2 separate regions of the Homo sapiens genome follow, and region 2 is linked to region 1. The links are chromatin loops, found by intact Hi-C in ENCODE. Cell type or tissue: endothelial cell of umbilical vein. All regions are shown on one strand.

Region 1 (8,000 bases):
CTATGTGCCAAAGAGATTTTTGTCTTGCACTGCCACCTCACCAGTGAAAAAGCATGTAACTTGCTGAGAATGTCCATTCCAATCAGCATAGTTGTTAGCAGGAACACAGCAGATGTCACCTAGCAGCCGGCATGGCGTGCTTTGAGGATTCAGCCTAAGGAGAGGCTGCTGTGCTGCCCTTGTGCCTGGCCCCAGGTGCCACCTCTCCTTGGTGCTGGTGCTCCTGCGCCTTCACGTATCCCCTTCCCCGACACGCACACACTGGCTCGTCCTGTATCAGGGCCCAGAGACCGTGGGTGGGTGAGAATGAAAGTGAGAAGAGCAAAATCTATCCTTGACAACCTGAAGGTGGCAATAATCACATTTACTTGAAAATTGCCTGAGAATGAGCTGCATGTTCTGTGTGAATATGCAAACACATGCAAATGTATGCAAATGTGCGACCCTCCTAACTATTTTCTCCATCTGGATGTGGCCCCTTGTGGTGAGGCCAGAAGGAAGCAGTCTCCAAGTGATGGATTCCGTCCAGTTCTCCCTCTAACCTGAGAGGGTAGCTGGAGAAACATCCGCCTTTGTTCTCCTGGTCACCTTTCTCCTATTGCTGGGGTTTGGGAGGGGGCTCGGGCACCCAGATAAGCTCACGGTCAATAAATATACATTGCTTTGATTTATTCTGGGCTGATGTAGAAAAACCAGCCTGTCTCATCCTTGTCCCCTGCCTCATGCCCAGTGCCTGCCATCCCATTTTGGCCCCACCATGATGTAATAACATGATAACATTATCATATTGCTGTGAGTATTACAGTAATGTGGGAACGTTCCACATCCCTGAGCCTCAGCCACCATCTGTAAAACAAGCAGGCAGGCCGGGAGCGGTGGCTCACGCCTGTAATCCCAGCACTTTGGGAGGCCAAGGCCAGAAGATCACCTGAAGTCAGTAGTTTGAGACCAACCTGGCTAACAAGGTGAAACCCCATCTCTACTAAAAATACAAAAATTAGCCAGGCATAGTGGCGTATGCCTGTAGTCCCAGCTACTCGGAAGCCTGAGGCAGGAGAATCGCTTAAACCCCGGAGGTGGAAGTTGCAGTGAGCTGAGATCGTGACACTGTACTCCAGCCTGGGCGACAGAGTGAGACTGCATACTCAAAAAAAAAACAAAAAAAAAAAACACTAAATAAATAAATAAATAATAAAATAGAAACACAAAAGCAAAATCTGGTTCGCTTTAAGGTCCCTCCTGGAAGGTTAGATCTGAATGTCTTGAGTTTATGATGGGAAATGCAGCAACAGGGCAGTGCTGTTATGACTTATCACCAGCTGAGCACATAAGAGAAAAGGGAACAAGGACCTTAAATTCATCTGGAACATAGACCTGGGTTCAAATCTCAGAATTTTCTGGTTTCTAACAGTTGATACTTGGACAAGCTGCATAGCTTCTGATTGGAGAGCCCCATTTTTCTCCTTAGTAAAAAGAGTCCATTAGCTCCCAAAGGGTTTTGTACTTAACTTCTATCCTCAATACATACATTAACATACACAACAGACATTTGGAATGCATACTATCTGTCCAGCACTGGGCTATGTTCTGGAAAGTAAAAGGAAGCCACAACCTTTGTCCTTAAGAAACCCGGTTAGCGGGACCAACAAACACATAAGGACAGAGGTTAAATAATACACGATAGTCATTATTACGCCCAGTGTGCTTCAGGAGCACAGAGCAGTCACACCTACCTCACCAACCCAGCTTGCGGGGACAGAGAGGATGGGCTCAGGTCAGGAAACACCAGAGCTAAGTCTCGAACATGTAGGCATTAGCTAGATGAAGGGGAGGTGTTGAGAGCTTTCCAGGCCAATGGAGCAGCCCCACACTAAGGCACAGAGGCCTGAGGGAAGGTGGCTTGCTTTGGGGGAACCACTAGTCATTCATCATGTCTAAAAGTTAGCATGATTGATGAGGCTGGAGAGACAGGTTTGGGGAAGTTTCGGGAGGACCTTGGGAGCTGTGCTAAGCTTGGCTTTACACTAGGATGATGGGGAAGCCACGGATACTTGCAGGAGTGATAGGGATAGATTGGCAGGTGGAATTGTTTTGAGGTGTAATTGACTGTGACTGCAGGTGGAATTGCTTTGAGGTGAGTCTGGCTGGAGCCCAGGAGGACCATCAGAAGCCTGGAAATGCTAGTTCCCCCATACATCCCTGAGAAGTCAGATCTGTGTAATCCAGGCCCCCATCCTGCACTACAGGCCAGCACTGATCCTTGGCGTAATTGTGATGCAGGTAAAATCTGTCTTCCGGCTGCCGTGCCCCTGTTCCTTCTTTCATTCAGCTCCTTGTCCCTCCTCAGCTGCCTGTTTTTCTCCTGTTGCCCTCGACCCTCCCTGCGGCAACATTTCTGATTCATTAACTTACAAGTAGTGTCTGTTATTTAATCCATTGCCCCTCTTGGAGAAATGTCTGTGTTAAAAGAGGAGCACAGAGAGCGGACAATGTTTGCCAAGGAGAGAGATCTCTCGTCGCAGTCATTTCAGGCATCAGCAGAGTGTGTACAGAGTGTGGGGATTGGGCTATAAGGTGTCTGTGCCACTGAGCACAGACAAGGTCTGGCCACTGGGAATGGGGTGGCATGGCCTCCACCTGCCTTCTGCGATGTGTACCTGGACACAGAGTCCAGAAGCAGTAGACCATGCGTGGCTGTGTACACATGTGCATGTGAGTGTGCCCACTTGTCCTGTTGTCTGGGGGTGCACAGCCTGAGACCCCACATGCCTCGTGACTCTGTGTGGTCTCTCTGCTACCTTCCAGGGGCACATTCCTCCATCCTATGCCCAGCTCTTTGGCACCCCTCAGCACTCACTTCTGACCTTACTTTTGCATCACACCTGACATAGTGATGGCTCCCCACAGTCACCTTTCTTTCCAGAGGCCCCTCCCACCCAGAGGAGGAGAAAGAAAGACAGGTAGAAAGGTTGTGTCCCCCATTACCACACAGCGCTCAGACCTGTGCCATTTAGGGGAAGATTTATTTATTTATTTATTTTAAGAAGAGTCTCTCTCTGTTACCCAGGCTGGAGTGCAGTGGCGCAATCCCAGCTCACTGTAACCTCTGCCTCCCAGGTTCAAGCGATTCTCCTCCCTCAGCCTCCCGAGTAGCTGGGGCTACAGGCACCACCCCACGCTCAGCTAATTTTTGTACTTTTGTAGAGATGGGGTTTCACCATGTCGGCCAGGCTGGTCTTGAACTCCTGACCTCAGGTGATCCTCCTGCTTCAGCCTCCCAAAGTGCTGGGATTACAGGTGTGAGCCACTGCACCCGGCCTTGGGGGAAGATTTGAGGAAGTTCTATTTTTCTGGGGCAGAGGGAGCCTGGGAAAGGAAGGCGGTGTGGGTTTTTGTCACTTTTCCTAAAGCATGGGAACTAGATGTTTGTGCAGGGCTGTCCTCAGTGCATGGTGATTCCTGAATTTTAAGGTGGAATCTGGAAGACAAGGAGACTGCTGGAGGTAGTGGTAGGGTGGGAGAGAGGAGACCCTAAAGTCAGGTTCTCATTTTTTTGAATATCCAACAAAATGTGGGGTGCTTCTTAAACTGCAGTGTGCAAACGAATCACTTAGGATGTTGTGAAAGTGCGGCTTCTGATTCAGCAGCAGATCTGGGATGGAACTTGAAAGTCTGCATTTCCTACAAGCTCCCCAGTGATGCCAATATTGATCCATAGCCCACAACTTGAATGGCATTAGTAGATGACGTGATGTTAATGTATTTCCAATGAGTTGGGGGAGCTCCGTGGCTGATAAGCAGATGAGTTCTCCCAACCGCTCCACCTTCCCACAACAAGGAGCTTCCAAAGGACACCAAGGAACATAACCCACAGGAGAGGGTTGTGAGAAAAGTTGCAATGTGGTCATTTGAGGGTCCCTGTATAAGGTTAAGTATGATCAAAGATTTTGTGGCAATTCAAGAGCATTTTAAGCCCTTCTCTAAACAATACTATAATGCAGAAAAGCCAGCCCAAATGCCATTAAAATACCCACCAACAGCTCCCATTACCATCACTACTATCACCTGCTCCCTTCCCTTGCCCCCTGTTGACCCCTGTTGTAAGGGAATTCTTCCTTAGAGGTCCCTGTGAAACACTGTTTTAGGCAGATTCCGTGAGTCCTTTGGTCACAGGGCTGAGAACACACCCAAAGACAGAGCTGGAAGGCTAACTCCTAGCAGTCCAGCTCCCATGTGCTCCTGCCTTTGTAAGAACTTGTGTTTAGGGTGAAGTGACCCCAAAAGGCAATGGACATTTTTCGAATTGCCTGCAGGGCAAACTCTTCTTTAATACTAATTGCAGTGTATTTCCTCCCAGCTGTAACTGATTTCAGAGCTTCCACATCTGTCAGTCATCCCATTTAATCTTTACATCAGACCTGTGAGCCAGGCAAGGAAGGTGTCATTACCTGCTTTTTCTCTTAGAAACTTAGAAAGCTGCGAAGTGCTACGGCTCAGAATGCACAACTCATGTCTCCCTACTCAACCCAGTGCTCTATCTGACCACCCAACTCTGATATGTTTTGCATTTTGCCAGGGAATGAAAATGAAACTTGGAATACCTAACTGATGGCCTGGTATCCTGGGGAGCTGTCTACTCTGGTTTCTAAAAGTTGTATCTCTCTCAACTCCCTTCTTTCTCTAAATTTAAATTAGCCAAGACAAGGTAAAAAGGGTCAGGAAAAATTTGGAAAGAAATTCGTGAGTTATGTCACCTCTATTTTTAGTGTTAATTATAAAGAAGAACCTTCTGAAATATACATGTATTTAGGTTTCTTTGCCTGCTTTTTGCGGGACTCCTGCATCCCTCTAATTCTCTGGCCAAACCTGGGCCAGAGAAGCGAATTGAAGTGACAGCTTCTGACCACTAGAGGGACCCCAGGCACCAGCTACAATTTCTCTGCAGCAGCTAGTGCCTGGAATGGTACCCACCTCTTGGAAAAATTCAGGTCAGGTGCATATCTGGCTAGGAATCCCTTCGTTGTTTGGTCTCCTGAAGAGAAAAGGTATCCTAGCTCTGAATCAGAGGAATTTAGTTCCATAACGCAAGCAAAGAGATTAAAGTCATCACAAGTGAAACCCAGACACCAGAATCAAAGATTATGCATTTTAGTCTAGTTCTTTCACTTAACATATTATCACAGAGTTTCAGAGTCTTCTAGTTCCAAAAATTATGATTAATGGTATCTTGGATTAGATCAAGGACTATTGAAAATCTTCCTCTAGGTGATTCCAATGTATTGCCAATTTGAAAGAAAGCAGCTGGACTGGTCCCAGCTTTAACCCAATTCAGGGAATGCTTTCTGTGACATTTTGATAATTTATTACCGTCAAGCCACAGCTTGGATCCTTTCTGTAGCTATGAACTCATAACTCAAATTGCTTTTACCTTCTTATTTTCTTTCTCTTATTTGCACCAGAGATGAAAATTTTTTTATTTGCATTTCTCTTAAATGCTGTTATCTCATAACAGCATTTGTAATTTATTTGTGTGTTTATGTGTCTAATTACTGCCTTTCACTTTAGTCTCCAAACACCACAAAGGCAAGGCCCACATCTGATATGCTCACCACTGTAAAACAAGAACACAGAGCAGTGCATAACACACGGTCTGCTCATACACATTTCCTTCCTCCCTCCACTTCTTCCCTCCCTCCCTCCAGAATGTGACAGCCATCTCTGTGGCTCAGATTGAATTGTCAAAAGCTCTTCCTAACATTCAGCCAAAACCAGCCTCCCTGTTACTTCTTCTCATTCAGTGTTTCTAATTCTGAAGCTACATACATGCCTAATGCTTTTTGAACAGCACAACTGTTGAGTTAAAGACAACTATATATTTTCTACACATTTCCAGTGTAAATCTCCCCCACCCCTGACCCCCTTGCACCTTTAGTCTCTCCATGTAGAAGTAACATGGTCTCTAGATTGTCAACATTTTGGCCACTAGCTCCCTCTGCCTTGTCTTCACTTTTTTTTTTTTTTTTCCCAGACAAGGTCTCACTCTGTCGCCCAGGCTGGAGTGCAGTGACACGATCACGGCTCACTGCAGCCTCGACCTCCCAGAATCCAGGGATCCTCCCACCTCAGCCCCCTGTGTAGTTGGGACTGCGGGCACACACCGCCATGCCCAGCTAATTTTTGTATTATTTGTGTGTGTGTGTGTGTGTGTGTGTGTGTGTGTGTGTGTGTGTGTGTTTTCAGATGGGGTTTAATCCTGTTGACCAGACTGCTCTGGAACTCCTGGGCTTAAGCAATCTGCCCACCTCAGCCTTCCAGAATGTTACGATTATAAGCGTGGCAGCTGCACCCAGCCTGGCCACCCCCTTTTTAAGAACTCTCATTTGTTAGTGGCCTTTAAACATGCAGTACCCAGAGCCAAGCCCTCTATTCTAACTATGGCCTGTCCAGGGCAGGGGTGGTGCTGTGCACTCCCTCGTCCTGTACACTTTGTCTCTTAATGCAGTTGAGTCTGCATTAGTGTTTTGGCTACCACATGCACTATTGAATCATCTTTAGCTTGTAGCCAAGTGAAACCTCTAAGTCTTTAAAAATTTTTTTTTACAAGAACTTCTGTTGAGCCAGGTATCTTCCATCCTGTTTTTGTGCAATTGATTTTTAAACGCAGGTTTTGCATAATCCCTATAATACTTTATTTAATTTCTGCATATGTTTGCTATCCCAGTGACCTTCCCTTCACTTGCTCTTGTCACATTCCCCAAAGCATTCCATGGAAGTCCCCCGTCAATCAACCCAGTATGTGAAGGGAACAACCCTGTTCTGGGGCTTGAGGGAGATGATGGGAGGAGGAGAAGCATGGTCGTGTTTTTGGAAGCATCCAGGCAGATCGCACAGACAGTCCACTTCTTCCTCCCCTCTTCATCAGGTCACAGACAGGAAAGGGCCAACTAATTTGTAAAGAACTTTCTTCTCCAAGGCTCCACACCCATTCCCTCTACTCTGGGCAATTGTCTTTCAGTGCGTTGGCTTCCAGAATCCACCGCAACCACCCTGGAGGAGTGTGAAAGGGCAAGAGCTTCTTGCTCTTGTATCTTCTGTGTGTCTGCATGTAAGGAACACTTCTGAACATGACACTGAGACAGGAACACTCACTGACTAGAGGCTGTGCGATTTGCTACGGACCTTTGACTGTGAAATAGAAGTTTGCTCTGAGAAGTCTAGGTGACTGAGGGATTTGTGGATCTTCTATGTGTTCTGGGATCCAAATTTGTTCAAGGTTGTTTGGGAGAGGACTGGGAAATTTTGAGAAACGAGGAAGGAAGGAAGGAAGGAAGGGGATGGGGGACCAGGTGGGCCCAGAGAGATTCTGATGCCAATAATTGTGTATGATTCATTTCCAAGTATTCCAGTACTTTCACTAGCATCTTGAATGTAGTGGATACTCAACAAATTCTTTAAATGAAATTAATTATACACCCCTAAGTGCCTTAAAGGGCGATCCTGTTCCCAAAACTGCAGAGACATCAATTGCCACAGGGGGGCGACAGAGGCCAGAAGGTGAGAGTAGGAACCAGCGTTCACAGGTGGGGAAGGGGTAGGGTTGGAAGGGGAGCTAAGTTGAAACTAAAAGGAAGGAGAGAAGACCGAAGAAAAAAAAAATCAGCATGGTGACTTTTCGGTCCAAGGGGGGTAGTGGGCTCTCCCTGAGAATGATGCAATCTGAGGAGGTGGCTGGACTATGAATTTGATTCCGAGCCAGTGAAGGACTTTGTCTCCCAGAACTCTGGGGGAGTCTCAGTGACTCACTTTTCCTCAAGCAAAGATGAAAAATGACAACCTTTCCCAGTTTTCCCCTGCTGGCCAAAAACCCGGCAGTATCCCAAAGGAAAGGAAGCATTGTTTCTTTAATGCGTGGTTCAGGAACTGTGGTGAAGTCCTCAGCTCCAGTCAGCCATGAATTGACACAAAAAAACAGGTTCACAGGCCGGAAATCTACAGAAGAT
Region 2 (8,000 bases), 380 kb before region 1:
GTTGATCCCATGGAGAGAACCAGCAGCCAGAAAGAATTCAATTAGGGAATTTAGATTAGAAAGGTGAGAGTTAAGTATGATCTGTGGCCATGGCCAGCATCTGACGACTACACTGGATAAAAGCAAAGGCTTTAGCATAAATTGAATAATAAAGACTAAATTTTCAAGGACTAAGCCAGTGTTTTCCAACTTTCCTATTTTTTTTTAAATTTAATACGCTCATCTCACTTTTCCCTGACAATTCTGATACTATTTTCTTTCAAGGGAATCCATCATTATTGACTATCCTTACCTTGCTGCGATGATTTTGTAGTTTTATTTTCTGTAGATTGCATTACAAAAATGAGACACATTGCTTTTTATTTTTTAAACACAATATAATCATATTTAATATACTTTTAAAAGTCCCTTTCTTCATCCTAGAAATTTGGATGCTCTTTCCTAAAAATCATGCCCATTCTCCTTGACCTCTCACATCCCTAGTTGAAAATGCCTGGACAAAACTTTGAAATATATGGAAACAGAGACTAAGATTTTGTAGTAAATATACCAAAGCAAGACATGCACATCCCATTGCAGCATAGACTGCATGGGACAGAGTCGTAAGGTTGTTTAATGTAAGTAAGGACACACATTTCTATGACTAAATGTATATTTATATAGAGGAATAATGCATTAAGAAATGTTTCTGCCCATGGCCCTGCATAGGGCATCCTTGACCTCCTTGTTCTTTAGGCTGTAAACAACAGGGTTCAGCAGGGGAGTGATGATGGTTTAGGTCACTGAGAGAAGGAGGTCTTGTTCTATAGAGTTTTCTGACTTGGGCATGAGGTAGGCAATGGAAGCACAGCCATAATGGACAATGACCACAGTGAGGTGGAAGGCACAGGTGGCAAAGGTCTTCTTCCAACCCTCAGCTGAGGCAATCTTGAGGACAGTGGAGATGATGAGGACATAGGAGATGAAGACCAGACCCATGGGGACCAGGATGACAAATAACCTGACAACAAAATTGATTATCTCATTGATAGTGGTATTAATACAGGAGAGTTTCATGACAGGGAGGATGTCACAGAAGAAATGACCAACCACCGTGTGACAAAAAGGTAAGGTAAATATGGATGTTACCTGGACAGCTGCCATGGCCAGGCCAATGCTAAAGGCTCCACACACCAGCTGGACACACACCTTCTTGCTCGTAATGACCCTGTATCTCAAGGGATTGCAGATGGCCATATAGTGGTCATAGCCCATCACTGTGAGCAAGAAGCAATTGTTGATGGCCAAGGTAACAAAGAAGAACGTTTGGGTGGTACAACCTGCTAGGGAGATTGGCTGGGTCTGGGTTACGAAGCTGGAGAGCATCTGTGGAATGATGAACAGTGTGTACACTGTCTTTGAGCTAGCCAGCATGCTCAGGAAGAAGTACATGGGAGTGTGGAGGTGACGGTCAATGCAGATGATGGTCATGATGATGGCATTGCCAGCCACAGTTAATGTGTACAGGATGAGAAAAACCACAAAGAGAGTGATGTGATGTTTGTGGAATCTGGAGAATCCCAGGAAAACAAACTCTGTTACCTCTGTGAGGTTCTTTCTTCGCATTCTTTAATTGCAATGTCTGAAAGCAATGCAGGAAGTCAACGTGAAGAAATTCTTATCATGACTTGAATTCTAGAACAGGGATAGAGCAATGACTATAGAAAACACTAAGAAAAAAAGTCAATTTCTCTGCTTTGTAATCAGGAGCATTCTCGCTCATGTTATATAACTACTTCACCATCTTCTCCCTTTTCTGTTTTTGCTGTCTTCTTAATCTTCTGGCACTGCTGGCACTGTTAAGCCTCTGGCCAAGGAATTGTCAATATGTGACACCACAACCCATATCTTTTCAAAGTGCCATCATAAATGTGCTGTTTTGTAGCGCATGGAGGGAGGCATTTTCCTTTACAATATGCATGGCACAGGGGTCCCATTGCATGCCATCCTGGGAAAGCCCACACAGCTGAGACAAAAAAAGGGGGTGAGAGAGTTGGACTTACTGAATTAGAACCATAGGTGGATAGCTTCTGGTGACAGTGTAGGGGAGCAGAATCAAGGTCAGTGAGAGCTGACCTTCAGGAACACTTCAGTGGGAGTGAAGATGAGGTGTTCTGGGCCCAGCCTAGATGGTCTAGGGGAGGCAAACCGTTGGCAAAATTGACTTATTGTGAAAGTATTAACAGAGGCTTAAGGTTTGGAGACATGTAAACTAGAGAGAGAAGTGGAAGTCGTTGGAAAAAGAGAGAAGAGAATCAGCAACACAACAGAAAGTTGGACCTTGAATTTAAAAAAAAGTAGCTGATTTCTTTTTTGGCAGAGGGAATTCTAAGAATAAAGAGGTGTACTATTTGATTTAAAATTGTTTGCTGAACTATACTGTAATGTAAACTCCCTTGAGAGCCTCAAGAGACTTTGTTTAAAGCTTTTATATGTATAATTTTCAGTTGGTGGTAGTTAGGAAGTAAAGAGAAGTGGATGATGGCACAGTGCAGAAAAAGGTATGTGCAAGGAGTAAGTTCCAGACTGAGGAAGAAAAACCACTAGCTTGTAATGACTAGAAGAAATACAAGGCCTTCTCCTGCCCTCCCATCCCCCTTACAAGCACACACAATATTTGCTAGAAATTTGGTGAGTGAGCCTGGGATTTCCATCATGTATCAAATGATGATTTGAATCATTTTGCTTAAATAACAAGTAACACTAACAGGCTGGGGGATTTTGGCACACTTAGGGAACTGCCACTAGGAATCTAGGAAATATTGTGGGTGTTTTAGAAAATAGTCCATCATGGAAAATGAGGCAAATGTTTCGAGTAGAAATGAGTGTGTCACTAAAATTAAAGGAATTTGCCTTAAGAGACCACTGAGATACCAGTTGGATAGGCAAAGATTAAAGAGAGTGACAGTGGAACTCCAAGCAGCTTTTTAGAAAGGATAGGATGGAGCTATGGCTGTGTAAATTTAAATTAACTAAAATAAAAGAGAATTAAAAATTCACTTAGTCGGTCATACTAGCCACATTTCAAGTGATAAAAAGCTACATGTGACTAGTGGCCACCATATTGGATAGCTCAGCTATCAAACATTTTCTTTTGTTGGTAAAAGTTATGCTGGACTGTGCTGTTATGGTGTCCTACCATGAACAGATGTGTGGAATACATTAAATAACAACCACAAAACGAGCTATTTAGAGAACAATACTATGATATGCTGCCATATGGTTAGGAATATTTGCATGTGTGTGTGTGTGTGTGTGTGTGTGTGTGTGTGTGTTTGTGGATGTTCATAAATATTTGCATATGTGGGGGAAAAAAGTCTGAAAGAATATGAACTTGATATTATCATGAATTAACAGTTATATTGTGCTGGGGGTGCTATAGGGAACTTTAACTTTTATCATTTTCACAGTGATGATAATGGCTCATTTTAAAATATTTTAAGCATAAAATTATAACTCATAAATAACTTGGAGAAGTCAAGGAGGATGACAACTGAAAACATATATTCAATTGATTAAGAAGGAGGCTACCAATGACCTTATTGCCACAAATCTAGCAGAGTCTTGGGCTGGAAAGCCTGATTATGTGGAGTAAATAAAGAAGAATTTTGTTAATATGTTAGACGAGAAAAACAGATCTCATGTGCCTTTTCCCTTTCCTGATGAGCCTATTGCAATGAGTGACAAAATATGGTTAAGGCTATGTTGAGCCAGGAAAACTATAAACATATTTGGAGTAGGGAAGGGAGGAAAGTACAAAACTGAATTAAATCAGGAGGAGGAAAAATCTTCTGGTATCTTTAATTTAGGAGCTGAAAAGTGCTGCTTTCACCCCAAATCAGCCACCAATTTGTTGTAAATATGTTTCATGTAAATATAAATTTACTTTCTTGGAATAAATTGTGAAGCTATAGACAAGATGGCTAAGGACCCACTAGATGCAGGGAAACTGGGTCAGGTACATAAGCCCAGGAAAAGAAGTTTATTACCTGTGGTATACATTTGAATTGGATTGAATGGGCAACAAAATAATATCTTAATACAAGATATTCATAAAATGTGGGGAAACAAATGCAAAAATGAAAGGTCAGTGTAAGATGTGGGAGCAAGAATAGCCCCTTCAAACCAATGTTCTTTCCTTATTGTTTAGTATTTATTTGGAGGAAAAGTGTGTGGTGTGTGAGGGAAAGGTAAAGCCCTGCCACAGGGGAAGCTATCATTTCTCCTGCATGTGGAGCTCAGCTAAAGGGATCTCCCAACACTAGGCTTAGCCCAAACAAACAAACAAGCCCTACAGTGATTGGGCTTTGTCCTGCACAGAGTGCACTTAGTGCACTTAGTGGCCATCCATACCTCCTAGAGCAGGTGCCATTGCTCGCCCTGATTTTTCCAAGTGTTCTTCCCAGCCACATCACTCTCCATGAAAGGAGTTCTCTTATGTGTTTCACTTCATTTCGCTACCTATCAGCGATGTTTTAGAGTCCCTTTGAGATTAAGGGCAATTGCCTTGTTGTCTCATTTTTTAACCTGTCACTTTCTGAGGTGCAGAAGCAATCTAAAATTATTACTGTTAGAAATTATGGCTCAAATGTCAAATACACAGCTGTTACTGTCCCTGGAAGTGAGGAAGGCCCTGGTGAGAGAGATAAGGAAGTCTGGGACACAGGAGGAAATCACATTGTTAGTTCTCCTCGGTCTTCTTAGAGCCTTACACACACAAAATCAGGGAGCAATGAACACCAACGTTTAGCTTGGGAAGGGAGAAGAGGTCCCAGAGGGTACCATGGAGCCAAAGAAATGTATGGAATGGGTGGGTTGGTCTCACCTGCGGAGGTTTGCCAGGGTGAGTTCTCAGTGGTTAGAATGTGTCTCAGTGAACTTAAGGGCTATGTTAGCACCAGATGGCTACCTCTCTCTCTCTCTCTGTCTCTCTCTCTCTCTCTCTTTTTTTTCTACTGGTTGCTTTTTATGAGTCTCCACCCAGCCAGAAGCGAGTGCAGCTGAGCACAGTAGCAGCAGCCCTTCTACCACCCAAATCTGGACCTTCTCTGGCTGAACCCTAAGGGTGTTTCTGTAGAGGGAACACGCCAGTGGATAATCTCAAAAGCACAGTATAGAACAGAAAGAAGCTTTCAAAATGATTTATACATTCCAGAAGGATAAAAACCCTGTGGGAGAGTAAAAATACTGAAATGTGCTCATGCATCAAAATGTTAGTCATGAAGTCAATATTCCTACCAGAGGAAAAAGGAAAATAAAGTGGAGGGGAAAACAGAATTTGAAAGTGTAAAGGAAATGCCATTTGCAAGGGGAAGAAATTATTACAACAGCCATGGATGCCCCCAAATATTTTGGTCTTTATAAGCAAAATTTGTTGCTGGAAACAGAATCTGTGTTAAAAAAATTAAAATATGCAGGTAGGCAAAACTTCTATAAATATATTTTGTGTGTAAAGGAATTGCACACTTAAAAAAAATAGTGACCTGCCTTTTTGGTAGAGTTTCCATCCCCTCCCTTCCTTTCCCTTATTTTCCTTCCCTTTCCTTTCTTTTTTAAACAAAATAGATCTAAGGAGCCAGGGAAGGAGGACTCAATGACTTAAGAAACTGATGATTACGAGAGCTATTTGAATAAATAAGAGAATAATAACTTTTCTTTTGCATGGAAGCCTTCTCAGACCCAAAAGTGTCCATCCACCTTCTGCAGTCTGTGGAATCTGTGTTCAGTTTTAGAATAATTGTGACTAATTTACAAAAGATCATTACAATTCTAGGAAATCTGATTATTGTTTGTCTGGAAAAATAATTGACAGACTCTTGATGTCTTTAAAAGTTTAGCCTTATTTGATTCTCAGCCTTATTAGATTATTGGGTCACTTACATTTCACTGGACTCTGGCTAAAGCACAGGGTGACATTCACAGAGTCCGTTTGGCCCTTTTTGCTTTGGCTCTAGAAGAGCTGCCCCCTTAAACTCTGTGATTAGGAAGAGACTCTCAGAGGAGAAGTTCTTCTGTCTAGCTCTAGTCACTGCATCAATTTGTCAAGAGACTTACCATGTCTCCCTTGGGTCTGCACAATGAGAATCCAGAAATGAGCCGGGGGATCTCATTACAAGCAGATCACACTAGGAATATTGAGCAAGCTTTGGTCTCACATGGCCTGCTACTTATGTTTCTTCAGGGAAAAAAGTAGCTCAACTCAGTTGAAGATATGTTGTCACATGGCACCATCTTTTCTTCTTTTGAATCCCTGTTAGTGTTTGGTCCTTGGTTAGTTACTGTCAGTGAGAATACATTCGTGTAAAAGTCAGATATGGTGTCTCTCTTTGTATATAGAAAGAGCTTACATCATTTCTCCTGCTAGCAGAGGCCATGCATTGGTTTTGTTAGGTAAAAATTAGTTTTGGGGGTAGGAACTGAAAATGGAGCATGAGTGCTCATTTTGATTTGTCAGAATATAAAAAGAAGTTAGGGCAGGTGATTACATTTTAGATCATCATCCTCCTCATAATTACAGCTAACAATCACTGAGCACTTGCACTGTGCCAGAACAGGGACTGAGTAGGTGTTTTGTATGCATTGTCATACTGAATCCTCATAGGATCCCCATAAGGATACTGAGAGAAGCTGTTGCAACAGCTGGAGCTCTAGATGAAGTATTTGTCTTTGACATCTCACCCCAGGCACAGCTGTGTGAACCCCTCATAGATTATGGGCTTCAGTGAAATATGTCAATAACATTAGATTAGCTTTGCTTCTGGATCCTGTGGTTGAATGTGACATGATGCAGATGCCTTTACCAGTGCCCGAACTCGACGGTGGTCTCTTGAGGTATCTCCCATGTTAAACTCAGAAAAGTGGCCACAGCCAGCCAGATGAAAAGGAGATAGAAAATTCTGGAATACAAATGGAGTTTAGTTTATATGATAATCAGCTATTTAGTCTTGACAAGATAAGGATTAAAGACAATTCAGGTCATGTTTCATTTTTTCTTCTGTCATTTGAATGGTCTTGGACACCTATTATTTCTAAACAATGCAAAGTCTCATGAATACCTAAAAAGTCTCCACATTGCATTCCAAATGTGACTATACATTGATCCTATCCAGTGCAGATAAAATATTTTTTTTAAATTTCCACTTCAACTCAAGTTTTAGCTAAGGCATATCCCAAGCTAAGGGGCCTCATTGCTTTAATCTCAGAGCTCCACCCAGAGTCTCCCACACAAAACTCACAGAAAACTACCTGCAAGCCTTCTCATCCAGGAAAATTATTTATGGACTTCTGTTAAAACCAGTCCTGAAGCTATGTGGCTAAATGCTCTTACCTGTTTTTCTGTAGTCAAAAATAAGAATCAGATCGTTACTTGTATAAGATAGAGACTCAAAAATTGCTTTTCTTATTAGAGATGACTCCTGGTTTTAGCAACTTATTGTACATCTTGTGTACTACTTGTCCCCTAGTATCTAACAGCCTTAGTGGCAAGTATGGGAAAGGGCGTGATTATCTCTGTAATTATTAAATCACTACACAACTATGTTCCTGGGTTATTGCACCTCCAAATCCTTCCATTTTCTTTATAGATTCTGAATTATTCAAGTAGTTTCCTCTGTGACTTTTGCTGATTTCTTTGTTGTGACAACAACTGTATCTGAGAAAAATGCCGAGATGACGTTACCAGAAATTCCATCTTTATTAGTCTGTTTTCATGCTGCTATAAAGACCTGCCCAAGACAGGGTAATGTATAAAAGAAAGAGATTTAATTGACTCACAGTTCCACAGTGCTGGGGAGCCTTCAGGAAACTTACAACTATGGAGAAATGGAAGCAAACATGTCCTTCTTCACATGGTGGCAGGAAGGAGGATCGTGGAGCAAGGGGGGAAAAGTCCCATATAAAGCCATCAGGTCTTGTGAGAACTCACTCACTATCATGAGAACAGCACGAGGGTAACCGCCCCC

What was found. Hi-C counts contacts between places; a loop is a spot of excess contacts. Peaks named below come from ENCODE experiments on the same cell type or tissue, not always from the same donor. Only the 100,000 strongest peaks of a DNase experiment are listed, where the experiment ranks them.
Region 2: it touches region 1 in a loop (2.4-fold over the local background); 2 of 110 quality-filtered maps call a loop at or near these places.

What each region holds. Positions count from the first base shown.
Region 1 is chr1:159,211,257-159,219,256 of GRCh38, reverse strand. No RefSeq gene overlaps it. Among named protein-coding and RNA genes, the nearest start is that of ACKR1, 10 kb to the right of the region's middle. In endothelial cell of umbilical vein, CTCF peaks have their summits at 4,921 (motif pointing right) and 7,542 (motif pointing right); DNase peaks (open chromatin) are centred at 5,006 and 7,716.
Region 2 is chr1:159,591,903-159,599,902 of GRCh38, reverse strand. It overlaps the pseudogene OR10J6P. Among named protein-coding and RNA genes, the nearest start is that of APCS, 8.1 kb to the right of the region's middle. RefSeq lists an enhancer at 1,043-2,242. In endothelial cell of umbilical vein, no CTCF peak of the experiment used is centred here; DNase peaks (open chromatin) are centred at 1,522 and 4,812; H3K27ac peaks cover 3,578 bases.